Regions from separate parts of the Homo sapiens genome. Here region 1 is linked to region 2. A link is a contact called in ENCODE Hi-C or POLR2A ChIA-PET data. All regions are on one chromosome and are shown on one strand. Each heading gives the region's core, a stretch centred on a gene start or an enhancer-like site at or near the end of the contact. The rest is flanking DNA. Distances are from core to core; before and after follow the strand shown.

What was found. Hi-C counts contacts between places; a loop is a spot of excess contacts on that map. ChIA-PET counts read pairs that join two places held with the same protein, here RNA polymerase II (POLR2A). Pooled maps may share reads with other maps.
Region 1: a loop to region 2 is called in a map with no recorded cell type, with 6 times the contacts of the local background. The contact joins the promoter of CGRRF1 here to the enhancer-like site in region 2. A Hi-C loop is called at or near these places in 4 of 37 single-sample maps with no recorded cell type and 9 of 50 pooled maps. POLR2A ChIA-PET finds 5 or more read pairs at or near these places in 1 of 52 experiments (activated T-cell).

Annotation. Positions count from the first base shown.
Region 1 is chr14:54,505,227-54,511,358 of GRCh38, reverse strand. It overlaps CGRRF1 (cell growth regulator with ring finger domain 1), which reads right to left and starts at 1,453. Exons shown (of 6, transcript NM_006568.3): 1 at 1,296-1,453. The coding sequence starts at 1,399. RefSeq lists an enhancer at 973-1,202 and silencers at 1,378-1,563, 1,363-1,792.
Region 2 is chr14:54,728,835-54,735,562 of GRCh38, reverse strand. The region is part of intron 3 of SAMD4A (sterile alpha motif domain containing 4A); the gene reads right to left. Among named protein-coding and RNA genes, the nearest start is that of SAMD4A-AS1, 44 kb to the right of the region's middle. RefSeq lists enhancers at 4,812-4,891, 4,992-5,111 and a silencer at 4,898-5,192. Within about 2 kb of position 5,287, at least 11 of the 41 ENCODE cell types and tissues checked have a DNase peak (open chromatin) inside an H3K27ac peak, as active enhancers do.

The DNA.
Region 1 (6,132 bases), core at 204-2,703, 220 kb after region 2:
TGTAAGATTGGTCTTTGTTTTCCAATCTTACCCCCACAAATAAGGAATTTGTATTTCCAATCCTCACCCACATACAAGGCAAGGAATTCTATGCTCTATTGCTGGTAGGGTGAGGAGCAGTGTGGACAGGTTAAAACTTTTGTCACTTCCTAAAGATGGCATATATTTTCAGAAACCGACAAGGGCCCGTGTTCTTTAAGGCAATCACATATATGTGACCAAAGGCTATTTTAAAACTCGTTTTACGTAGCCTTCTTTATTCACTAACATGTTCTCTGCCCCTATGCTCATGCTGTCTTCTCTGAGATGCTTTTTCTTCCCTACTATATACATTTAACTCCATTTATTTTTCAAAATGCTCATTCTCCAAAATCCAGCTCATGTCCCTCTTCAACAGAGTCCCCTCTGACCTCTTCAGACCATGGCTGTTATCCACTTAGAACTGCTGTTTGATCTTTTTGTAACTATTATCATCTCAAAGGGATTTTGGAGGCTGCAGCCTAGAAAAACTGTTGTGGGCTAGTTACACGGTTTCAACTCGTTATTTACAAGGCTTGTCTAAACATGATACAATAGCATCTCCTCAAGAGAGAAATTGAACCTCTAGGCTAGAAGAATTGCTCAGCGGTTATCTAACAGACCATTCTCCTTGTCTCCAATAGGCAACTGTCCTACCCTCGGTGTTACATATTTCTAAGGTCTCTTCCAGCTCTAAAATTATGATTTTACAATTCTATCGACTAAATATTACTTCAAAAGGTGTGGAATGTATACAGAAACCATTAAATTCTCAAACGGTAACAGTTCAGTTACAAGTTACTCTGAAAGATCTGAGGCTAAGGGCTCCATTCAGGTCAGAATCACAACTGTTAACCTCGCTTACTGTCCAGTCTGTGCACTGTAGCACAGGTGACTAACTCATCCAGGACACACAGTAGGCCCGAATCCGGGACAGAAGCCTACTAGAGAAGCACTTTCTCCCAACACCAAGCCCAAGCCCAAGCCCTTCCTGGCTGCTTTATCGCCTAGAAACAAAGCTGAGTAAAACACCCCAATGCGGTACCACCCCAAGATGCCCCAGCGACACGGACCAAACGGTGATGCAGGGCAGTGACGCAGGTGCAGCGTCCACCTTGTTTTCCTCCCAGAGAAAGTCGGAGTTCTAGGCACCCGGGGACACCGAATCCCCGACGTCCTCCGGCCCGCGGCCCTCCGGCTCCGGTGCCCCCTGCTGCTCGTCGCGACCCCACTCTGGCGGTATCCGCCCCTTCGTCTCTCACCCCTGGGACACTTACCATCCCAATACCAGGCCGGTGGTCACGATGAAGCAGGTAAAGACCACCGCGATGTAGAAAAGCGGCGAGTATTCATAAAGCGTTACCAGAAACACCGCAGCCATCAGGGTCTTGCTCTGGGTAGAGCCCGGCTCCAGCCGCGGAGCCCAGCCCAGCCCGGCTGAGCCCCGCCCGCCCGGCCAGGGTAAAAGCCACTACAGTGCCCCGGAGCGGACAAACTTTGTAGGTCCGCACTTGCCTGGGGTTCTCATGAGCTAGACTTTAGGGCAGCCTCGCGGACAGCGGGAGCTGGCGTGCCAATCACGGCGCCCCCTGCCGGACACGCCACGCCCCTCCCGCTCCCGTCCCGAGCTATTGGCTACGCAGACCTGGGATGGGGGGGGCCCGACTCGCACCGCCCCCGACTCCCAGGATTGGTACCCAGCGGGCGTCTTAAGCGCTGTGGCCCAGTGGTCATTGCTGTTCCGCCGGCAAATTCTAAGTAGACTTTGGGGCCAACTCTGTGCCAGCCTTAGGCAATGTAGGTTTTCTGATGTCAGAGAGAGGCGCAGTCTGAAATCTACGTGCATCGTTTCTAAATCCTGAAACCCTGCCTATTATATCTTAGGCAAATTTGGGAGAGGGTGGAGGAGGAGGAGGAGGAGGGCGGGCATCTTGGATTCTACAAAATGAAATAACCATAAGCACAGTGAAAACACAAAAAAAGGAGTCTCTACCACAAGCAATTTATACGAGACTTGTCAGCCTTTTCAGATTGGACTTAATCATAGAGGAAAATCAGCATTGCTTATCCAAGATTCTCTTAGAAATAAAGCATCCGCTTCCTCCCACATCCCCCTCCTTTTCTCCTCTTCTTGTACTCCTCAAATTAGAATTAGCCAAACATTTGAAACTGTATTTGTTTCCACTTTAAGAATAATTTTTAAAAAACTTTTTAAATCACACAGAAGCTTTTTAAAAATTACTGAAAGTAGCTAAATGGTCACTCCCTTGTCTCAACCCTGTGAGTCAGCTCCATCAAGGTGGCCTCCCTGAAAGTCTTTCATAACAGTTCATTGACACCTCGTTGGTTTGCATTTACTCCTAAAGCCACATCTAGCCACATCAGAGAATGGGGATATGTAGTCTTATTATTCGTGAGCAGCAACACACCCTGGTACAAATCAAGAGTTTTGTTACTGAGGAGGAAAGAGAATGGACATTGGGATAGTTAACTAGTAGCCTCTGTCACACTCCTAAATCACCAGTAAAATTCGTGTTGAGAAAGATGAACTAAGTTTGTCCTATGGCCTCACATATTCCTTGGCAAATGAGCACGTAGTCTCTGGAGCAGCACTGTTTGAGAAGCTTGCTTCTACAACACAATTTTTAATTACTATATATCTGATTTGTGAAAATATATACTTTAATCAGCCCTCAACTGTTGGAGAATTTTTCATTGCTATAAATAACACTGCAATGAACATCCCTACAGCTAAAGTATTTCCTTAGGATAAATTACTAGAGGTGGAACTATGGTTTTAAAAAATGTACATTTTAAAGATTTTGTAAAAACACTGCTCTCCAGAAATGTACCAATTTGTATTCCCAGTTTTTCATCCACAGTTTTGCCATCATTTGATATTGTCACTTAACAAAAATATTGGCCAATCTGAAAGGCTCCCTTCTCCAGCAAGCCTTCCTGGATGCTTCCAAACCCTTGGGGAGATGCCTCTCCCAAAGCACCCAGTATGTAACTGTATGGGAGCCCTCTTATTTCTGGTGTGAGCACCTGCTCACTAGTGTATTTAGCCTGCTAGGAACCCAGCTCTCTGAGCACAGGAATGACACATAATTGATGTTTGTGCCACCGGTACCTAGTATATGTCGGGTAGTCATATTACTGAATTAATAAATAAATGAAATAAGCTTTTCTCCATGAGATTACTTGGAAGCACAAAGTATCTATATTAGAGTTTTTTAAAAAAAAGTTTGACTCTCAGATGAACAGGAAGAATGACTGTTCTTTATTATCTATAACTGATCTAGTTTAGCTTGAAACCCCACCCTAGACCCAGCATGGTGGCTCATGCCTGTAATGCCAGCACTTTGGAAGACCAAGGCCAGCACTTTGGGAGACCAAGGCAGGGAGATGGCTTGAGCCCAGGAATTGAGACCAGCGTCAGCGACATAGTGGGACCCTGTCTCTACAAAAAATTAAAAAATTAACTGGGCGAGGCAGAAGGATTGCTTGAGCAAGGGAGGTTGAGGCTGCAGTGAGCCACGATTGTGCCGCTACACTCCAGCCTGGGTGACACAGCAAGACGCTGTCTCAAAAAAAAAAAAAAAAAAAGCAAAGCAAGAACCTGTCTCAAAAAAGAAGAAAAAGAAAGAAGCCCCACCCTACTATTAGACGGGGTAAAAAGAGAAGACAATGTGAGCTTAAATTTATCAATAAAAAGTATCTTAGGCCGGGCATGGTGGCTCACGTCTGTAATCCCAGCACTTTGAGAGGCTGAGGTGGGCAGATAACTGAGGTCAGGAGTTTGAGACCAGCCTGGCCAACATGGCAAAACCCCATCTCTACTAAAAATACAAAAATTAGCCCAGCATGATGGCGGGCACCTGTAATCCCAGCTACTCAGGAGGCTGAGGCAGGAGAATTGCTTGAACCCGGGAGGTGGAGGTTGCAGTGGGCTGAAATTGTGTCACTGCACTCCAGCCTGGGCGACAGAATAAGATTCCGGCAAAAAAAAAAAAAAAAAAAAAGTATCTTAGACTCTTCAAGTTTAATTGCACCTTTTAGGAAGCTGGTCTCCTTTAGGAAAATGTTTAGTCTCTCCTCTCTCTTCTCTTGATTCTTCCCAAGACAGTATCTGATTGTACAAGGTGTTCATATGACCTGATGGTGGAGGTCAGGAAAATGAGACCTCAGCTCTGCATGACACCTGTAGGTCCTCACTAAGGGGAAGCGGGTTTCATCTGGCTTTTTGTGGTACCAGGCCAGCCCTCACTGCGGAGATCCAGGGTTCCAGCCATTTACCTCTGGTTGTAAAACCCTCATAAGCTATGGCTCCTTAGCTCCACTAGCTCACCAGACTGCTTACCATCTCCAATGTTACTTACTGGGGCAATATGTAAACATGTAGATTCTCACATATGTCACATGCAGGCTACTGAGAAGCAGCAGTTATCTCAGGATGCCCAATCAGGCTACCTCTGCCACTGAATGCCATTGCTCTAGCACCATGGTGAAGGTGGTGTGAAGCAAGCCAAATGTAAGGCCTCTCCTCCTTTCCTAGAGGGAAAGTGGACTACCAGCTCCGATCTCTTCAGTTTCTCCAGTACCCCACCTATTTGTTTTTTAATTTTTTTTTTTTTTTTTTTTTGGAGACAGAGTCTCATTCTGTCGCCCAGGCTGGCGTGCAGTGGAGCAATCTTGGCTCACTGCAACCTCCACCTTCTGGGTTCAAGAGATTCTCCTGCCTCAGCCTCCCGAGTAGCTGGGACTACAGGCACCCGCCATCATGCCTGGCTAATTTTTGTATTTTTAGTAGAAACGGGGTTTCACCACATTGACCAGGCTAGTCTTAAACTACTGACCTCAGTGATCTGCCCGCCTTGGCCTCCCAAAGTGCTGGGATTACAGGCGTGAGCCACTGCACCCAGCCCCAATACCCCACCTATTTGGGTGCTTCCGCTACAACCACCTGCTTCCCTGAGATTCCAGCCTGGAGGGATGTGGGGACAAAACTGTCTTTATTTTATTTTAATTTTTGAGACAGGGTCTTGCTCTTTCACCCAGGCTGGAATACAGTGGCATGATCACAGCTCACTGCAGCCTCAACATTCTGAGCTCAAGTGATTCTCCTGCCACTGCCTCTCAAAGTGCTGGGATTACTTACTCTTTATGTAGAAACATCGCTGGAAAAGATGGTCCCGATGCAGACCCTAAGAGCAGGTTCTTGGATCTCGTGTAGGAAAGATTTTGAGGCGAGTCAGAGAGAACAGTGAAATAAGCAAGTTTATTGGAAACTACTCTGTTACAAAGTAGGAGTCTTCAGCAGGAGAAGGAACATTCCATTCTTTTTTAGTGCCTCTATACTTATAAGAAACTAAAAGGAGCAATATTAAACTTGGAACATGCAGATGTGCTCACTAAAGGTAGGGGCTATTGGTGTTACAGGTGACCATTAATCAATCCTTCAACCCAAGCCTCTTAGTTAATGGTATCTTTAAGCAAAGTGGGCTGCACTCTTAGGACATCTGGGCATTCTGAAGGCTTGGTGGGAGATGCTCTGTATGGTTATAAATACTCTGCATTTATAAGTGGTGGTCAGCTTGAGATGTGACTATTTTCGACCAGAAGTATTAACCTTATAAGCCTTGTGAGTGCTTAGTTACTCACTCAAGATGGAGTCCCTCTGTTCATGCATTATTAAACCAGAGGCCTGAAAAGCAGGGGTTTCTCTAACAGGAACATCTATTCATTTTAAGTTTCCTCCAAAACAACCCTTGTTGTTACAGAAATCATAGGCTCTCCTCTGACACCCATAGCCACCTACACATTCCTTCCAGAGCACATATGCTCTTTTCCCAAGATATAAGCCCTGGGTCTGGGGTGTTGTAGTGCGAAGATCTAATTGTCTTGCGGCTGCCCAAGACAACATTTCTGTCTGTAAGTTTCCCTAATAAATCACATAAAACCAACAAACTGGATTTGTCTGCCTCCTTCTTTGGTTTCTCTGCTCCTTCAGCTTTTTATGGCCTTTTCACGGAACAAGGCGGAAGCCAGAACGGGTGGATATGATGCTGCACCTGCTCTAGCCCTTTCTCCTCTCCACACTCCAGCAGATCA
Region 2 (6,728 bases), core at 4,038-6,537:
AGGGCAGCCTTGTATGTGAAGTGGGGACAATCGGAAGGGCTAGAAACTTCTTTATGAATGAAAAGGGAGGACAAAAGAGAGCTACCGAGTTTAGTATTAGTAACCTGAGAAATTTCCAATTTGGGTAGATTCTATCAAAGGCAAGGAAATGTCATCTAAATTAAAAATATGCAAAGGGAACATTGTTTAAAAAATATCGACACTAACAGGCTTAAATGGCTTGCATTGCTACTAAATAGACTCGGGAAGAAACTATTTAAAAAGGCTCCCTGGAAAATGCATTGCTACCTGGTTGGACCAGAATTAGCAAGAGGAAAAGTGGGGGGAAAGCAGAGAAAGAAAAAAAAAAAAACGAAGCGGCAGCAAAAATGAAAAGAGAAGCCAATAGGAAGAAAAGCCAGACATCCAGAAAATCCATTTCATGCCTGTCTAAGTATTTATATAAAATTGGGCAGACTGTTTACGGCTGCCCTGAGTGCTGGGACATTCCAGCTTAGACATCTTTGCTTTCTGGTACTTCTGCAACCGTTTCAGACTATCTGGTGGATGCTTTGACTGGTGCCTGCCAGGTGTACCCCAAGTGGAAGTGGGGGTTCCTCTGTATAGCCAGGATTAGAGTCAGTCTGAAATCACAGAAACAGGGCTTGTCAAAGAGGGACACACAGCTCAGAGACAGTGGGACTCTTAGTACCTGGGCTGGTTAGAGGCCATAACTGAATAGGTAACTAATCGCTAACCACGGGAGGTTACTGCTAGGATAGTCCTCATCTTCACATGGATGCTGAGAACAATACAATACGTACACTGTACTTGAATTCCATTATTTCATGGAGCCAATATGCTTCTTTCCATCTGATTTTTTAATCCATGCTATCTCCTCCACTGAGAGGCATCCTTGGGGAAGCTGTCAGTTATCCAAGGACTTCACTGGCTATTGAGATTGGAGCTAAATGTTTACCTAACTTAATGGACTTACAGGGATTTGTACATAGAAACCCACACCCATTTCTTCATACTTTTCTGAGCTTAACTGAAGTCATAAGGGATATGACATGAACTTGGCCTCTGCCTCTAAGGAAACATCAATTATACCTGAGGTGCCAGGGTCTTTTCCTGATGACTTTCTATAAAGGGCTCATACACTCTATATCATAATGAACACTTCTTGGTTCCCACTGCTGCCACCAAATTCAGGAATATCTCCGTAGGAGCCAACGTGCTGTGGCAACCAAGCACAGTGCCTCACACCAAGCTTCTGATTTGCAGACAGGGCCGTGGGTTTAGAGCCAGGCTGAATGCCACACCTCAATCAAAAGTCGTGCTAGGTAAATGCCTCTGTTCTCCAAAGGAACCAAGGCCTGGAGGCAGTACAGGCTTGTATTCTTGTGGGAAGGAGATTAAAACAGGTGACAGGTGCCTTGGCGACAGTGCCAATTTGGGGTGAAGACAGATCTTCAGGTTTAGGCAATGGTGACCACAAAGCTGATTTTGGTGTTACCTCTTGTGCTGGAGCACTTTGTTTGGCATAAAGTGACAGAGGAAATACTGTCATGGGCAGAAAGAGGCTACAAGAAAATAGGCCATGCAGTTGTGGAATTGACGAGGGGGCCAGTGGCAGAGTAGCAGTGGTTGTTTCATCCCCAGCCCCTCCCCTTTTTAAACTAAGAGATCTCATTTGAAGTGATGACAAACAGAGGGTCATATGGACATTCGGGCAGAAGTTTTTTTTTTTTCCTATGAGTAGGCAGGAAGAGTAGTAAATACAGACTTCTGAGAAGCTTAGCAGTGTGGTGCTAGCTGCCCCAGCATGTCTCTAGCCAGAGGCTTCTAGATGTTCTTGCTTGTAGACTGATGTGCAGCAGACAATGGCTAACGGTTCATTCAGACCTCAGCTACCCAGAAGTCCTATTCAAATGCTGCCAAATTAAGTATACCTTTAAAAAAAAATCTCAACCTAGATTAGAAATTGGCAAGTCCAGCAGAACTGAGGTCCTCAATTTATACTGCATTTGTGACTTTCATAATAGTGTGGGTAGAGGGACAGCATATTTCAGGATGGATTCATTATATTGAAAAGCATACTGAAAATTACTCAGGGGAACAAAATTGTGCCTTTTTCCTCTTAAAACATGGAAACCAACATTTAATAATTGTATACAGTATGAATCCAAAATTGCTTGTATTTTTAAAAACCTCTATAAAAATTTTAGATCCGTATATACACATATATATGCCAGTATGCACGCATGCATATATCATTAGGACACTAATTTTTGGAACTTTTTAAATTCAAATGAATCCGAAGTAAATAATAAGTATTAGGTAAGTCTAGTTGAAATATGGAAACAGCAGTTAAAAGTAATCTTGCTACAGCAGTCGGGCAGTGTGATGGGAGTTCAGAGGTTCTTATAATCTTGTTTTAAACTTGGTCATACTATCAGGACCAGTCAACTCTTCTGACCTCATCTAACCTAATGATTTTTTCATCTCCTAGCATCTTTAATGAGAACTCTTTCAGCACCTTTTACGGGGAAAATATGACACCTGGCTCTGCATTCTGTTCATTTAAGTATTTTCTTTAAACCCTGGGATTCAGATTTCTTTCCCATTTCCTTTGACCAACTTTGACTCCATCTCGATTTTATTTATTGAAATAAGAGTCAGGAAAAGATGTTTCAGAATATTTAGTACTCTTTAAGGAAAATTAACTATAACTACCTTTTTTCTGCCTTCTAATATGAGAAATAAGGGGGTTTATGGATGGAAGAAAGTCTGGGATACTGGCCCAACTATCTCCTTGGTTCATTGTTAGGTTAAATACATACCTCACTGTCAAGGAGAAAAGTGATCCACATAAGCAAATAGTCCAGATAACTGAAGCTTGAGTCTTACACCAAAACTTTATCCCAACAAACTTTAACAAAGATTTGTCAAAGATACATTGCGTATTTCTCTGCTATCTTTAAATTTACACGCTGAATGCAGTTTATGCTTTAAAAATTATTTAAAGCATAATTTTTAATAATTTATAATAAATTAAATGATTTAAAAATTATTTAAAGCATGCTTTAAAAATGTTATGAACATATATTCCTAACATTTTAGAACTGGAAGCCTTCTGAAAGAATATAATTTAGTAATGCCTAATCTGGGAGCTGTGGGTCTCTGGGTAGTAGAAAGACCCCAAAATCCCTACGTACACCAAGCCTTGTTAGTGGATGAAATACTATGTCATGGATGACTTTTCTACATATAGAGAGGGTATTGGAATTAATACAACAAATTAATATAATGTAAATTAAACCTATGCTGAGTACATAGACCTTTCGTCTTTTTTAAAAAAATCAGCAGATTTGAAATACAATTGTGGTTTTAATGGGGACCCCGATTTTTAAATATTAGCTATTAACTTACACCGTTCATGTGTACTCTTGGTCTAGCACACTCATTTGACAGAGATGATTTGTTGCTTTATGCCGTCTTTGTTGAGTGAGCCTTCAATGGGCAGTCTGGGTAGCCTCAGGAACCTGTGTGCTGTATACCTTCAATTGTTCAACTATCTCCTCAAATTCAAGCCAACCATTATTTCTTTTTGCTGTCACTATGTGTTTTGAACTATTTCCAGGCTTAGCATTTTGTTTTAGAGTCTAGAAGCTGAAGCTGCTGAAACTGTCAGAAATTTGACTTCCTTTTGAATAAGGGCATTAAATATTCCTACACTCCTAATATCATTCTCTATACCAAACCAAATTCCCTGGGTTCTCAACCCAAGGTTGGGTTCTGTGCTCTCATCATGCCCTATGAGTCCAGCCACATAGAGATGATTTGCAACTTTAATCTTTTTTCCTTCTAAGCTAGTCTCTCTTCATTTTTAATTCAAGAAGCTGCCTTTCTCATAGAAAAACATACGCTTCATTAAATTTTCAAATTTCAAGATGCTCACATGATATAATTCAATCCAAATAGCTAGCACAACTAAACCTTATAAAAATAAGTCATAGCAATTTAGGGGTTTTAAAAGGTAGAATGAGGATGCCAAGTGTTTGCACATTATTTTAAAATATCTTACAATATTCTTCTTGAATTAAGAGGTCCTGGCCAATTCCCTGTGACTCAGGTGATGTATGCTGTGTGTCCACATACTTAGGACAAAGCAGGGCAGAATTTTACTTCTATGTTGCTAATTTTACTCATCTGTTACTTTAACAATATTTTCTAGGCTCATTCCCCAAAGAAATTCAGAAGTATCACTAGAACCTTTGCTGAAAACAAAAATTTGAGGCTTCACAGCATATAATTCTTAAGTTTTGCTGCAGGAGATAGTTTGATACTTATCAAGTCTAAAGAAGAAAAAGCTCAGCCCACTGCTAGCTACAAAAAGGTGATTGTTTCAAAGGAATTGGGAAGGGTTGGGTGTTTCTGTTCATTTTGTTAGGTTTCGGCCTGCTTCTCAGGGATATTCCAGTTTCTATCCCACAAATTTTTTCGATAACACCAGTTTCAGAGCATCTAAGAACCACTAAAGGCTTTCAATTTTCAAAGAATGTTCTGCTAACACCACTTGTATAAATAATTCCAGGCATTTGCTTTAAAAAAGTCAACATTTTAAGCAAGGCTCAGTGGTGAAATGATATTACACCCTGGATTCCTCTTCTTTAGTTGGTTTTGTGGTGTCACAACCAGTAATCTGAAGCCCTGTGGTGGGAATCTTTGGAGAAGAAAAGATTAATAGTACTTCAAGAATACATTTTGAAACATACAAAACCAGAGTATTTGATCAGTGACATCATGCAAACAAACAACAAAAAAAATAACACCAGATTTGTGTAAGTGGGGTAGAAGGGAGAGGAAGAGAGGGGAATATTAATCACTAAGGTTAAAAATAACATGCTCTGTCATCACTGCTTCAGGGAATAGATTAAAAGCCAATCTGAAAGGTTAAAAGCCTCAACTCTGCATGCTTGCTCTCTGCTTCTTGACCAAAGGCTTGAAAAACCAGTGCTTAGAACATCTGGACACCAGAAGACGATTCCCCTAAACAGACTTTGGACTCCACCTCATTCCGGGGGAAGAAGAGAGAACATGCTACAAAGCAAAGATGTGGTTGGTGGACGGGATGTTCCTGACAAGCCCAAGGAGGAAGCCACACACTTTCGGTGAAAAGAAAGTGTATACTTGCCTATGCAAATCAGACCAAAGGGAGACTCTAGAAGAAGAAAAAGCTGCAAAGAACATCACAACAGGGATGACAAATACACACAGCTAACTTCCTCTTTCCCCCATGACATCTCGTTTTTATTCAGCACTGAAATGAAAGCATTCTGATGCAGGGAAAAGCACATGGGGAGGCTTTCCTAGTACCGTGAGTCCTTGTCACTGGTGTCAGCTCTTACTACTCTACAGATGGCTCAGTTTTTGGGCAGAGCAAAGATGTATGTTTCTGCCTTCACATTATCACTTAAACATTTGAGCTTTTAAGAAATAAATTAGAATGCTTCTGGCAGACTTTTATTATTGCACTAATCTTTGGTATATTTCATCTGTCCTCTTTTGTCAGCCTCTATAATGGCAAAACTGGGTGTCATCCAGTAGAAAATCTATTTTAGATAACGGCTGTTTGACTTTACATTGTCATTATTTATGAAATACCTAGACAAGAAGCCAATATGTATATACTTTAAATAGAAATCAGTAAATTTCATCCACACTTAGCTTCAAATCAAGAAATCCTAAAAGGACACTACCTCAATCCTCTCATTCCATCCTATCAAAACCAATGACAACTTCCATCAACTATGAAAGCAATTTTCCACCTTTGAAGCAAATGTGTAGGCTAATTCAAGAAACGATGGGATCAACCTGGCTATTTTGAAGTCTCCTTCATACTGGGTTAACTTCTACTTTCCTGTACTGTTTCTTTTTGTATCTACCATTATACTAAACCCTTAAGTTTGTCCATGAATTTCTATCCACATAAAATGAAGATATTTCTAGAAATGAGTTTAGACAGAACTGTAGAATTTTATTATTTCACCAAGTAGGGAAAATAATGGAGTTAAGCAAGTGGCCAGGAGTGAATTTAAGCCGATATTTCTTTTTTAATGTTCCCACGTATCTGTAAAAATGCTCCAGTCACTGTGTGTAGAGAAGCGAGATAGTAGAGAAACTCAGGAAGCTAGATGACAAAAACTTGCCTCCTACCCTTTTCTTAAAAGATAACTCTCAAATTGTAAGTGCTGTTTCATCAGCTCACATGCCTATGCAGAAAGTGCTTCTGAGGTTTATGCAATACAGCATCCATCCCGCGCTTAACGGCACCACCTAGACTGCTACTGAGTGTGGGAACCAGCAAGACCATCCAAGTTTGGAACTTCAAATAGCCAGGATTTCATGACTGAGCCACCAAGACCCTCTCAGAGCATCAGTCCCAAGGAGATGGCCAGAGTCGCTGAACAAATCATCAGGGTGTCCTTTTACACCTTGTTGCTACCAGCACTTGTCAAGAAGAGCAGTGAGTCAATTGCTTGAATGGAGGTACCAAAGGATATTTTAAAACTGTGTCTACTAACTCCTGTCTTGAGCTGAACCGCAGGCCAGGTCTTCCTTCACTGCCACTGAAGCTTAAAGGCTCCCAGATAACATGGAACAGTGGCTCTCACTGATCAGGTAAGGACAGGCATCATCAGAGGATGCCTAAATCCTACGGCCAGCAGAGCCTTGCAGCCACA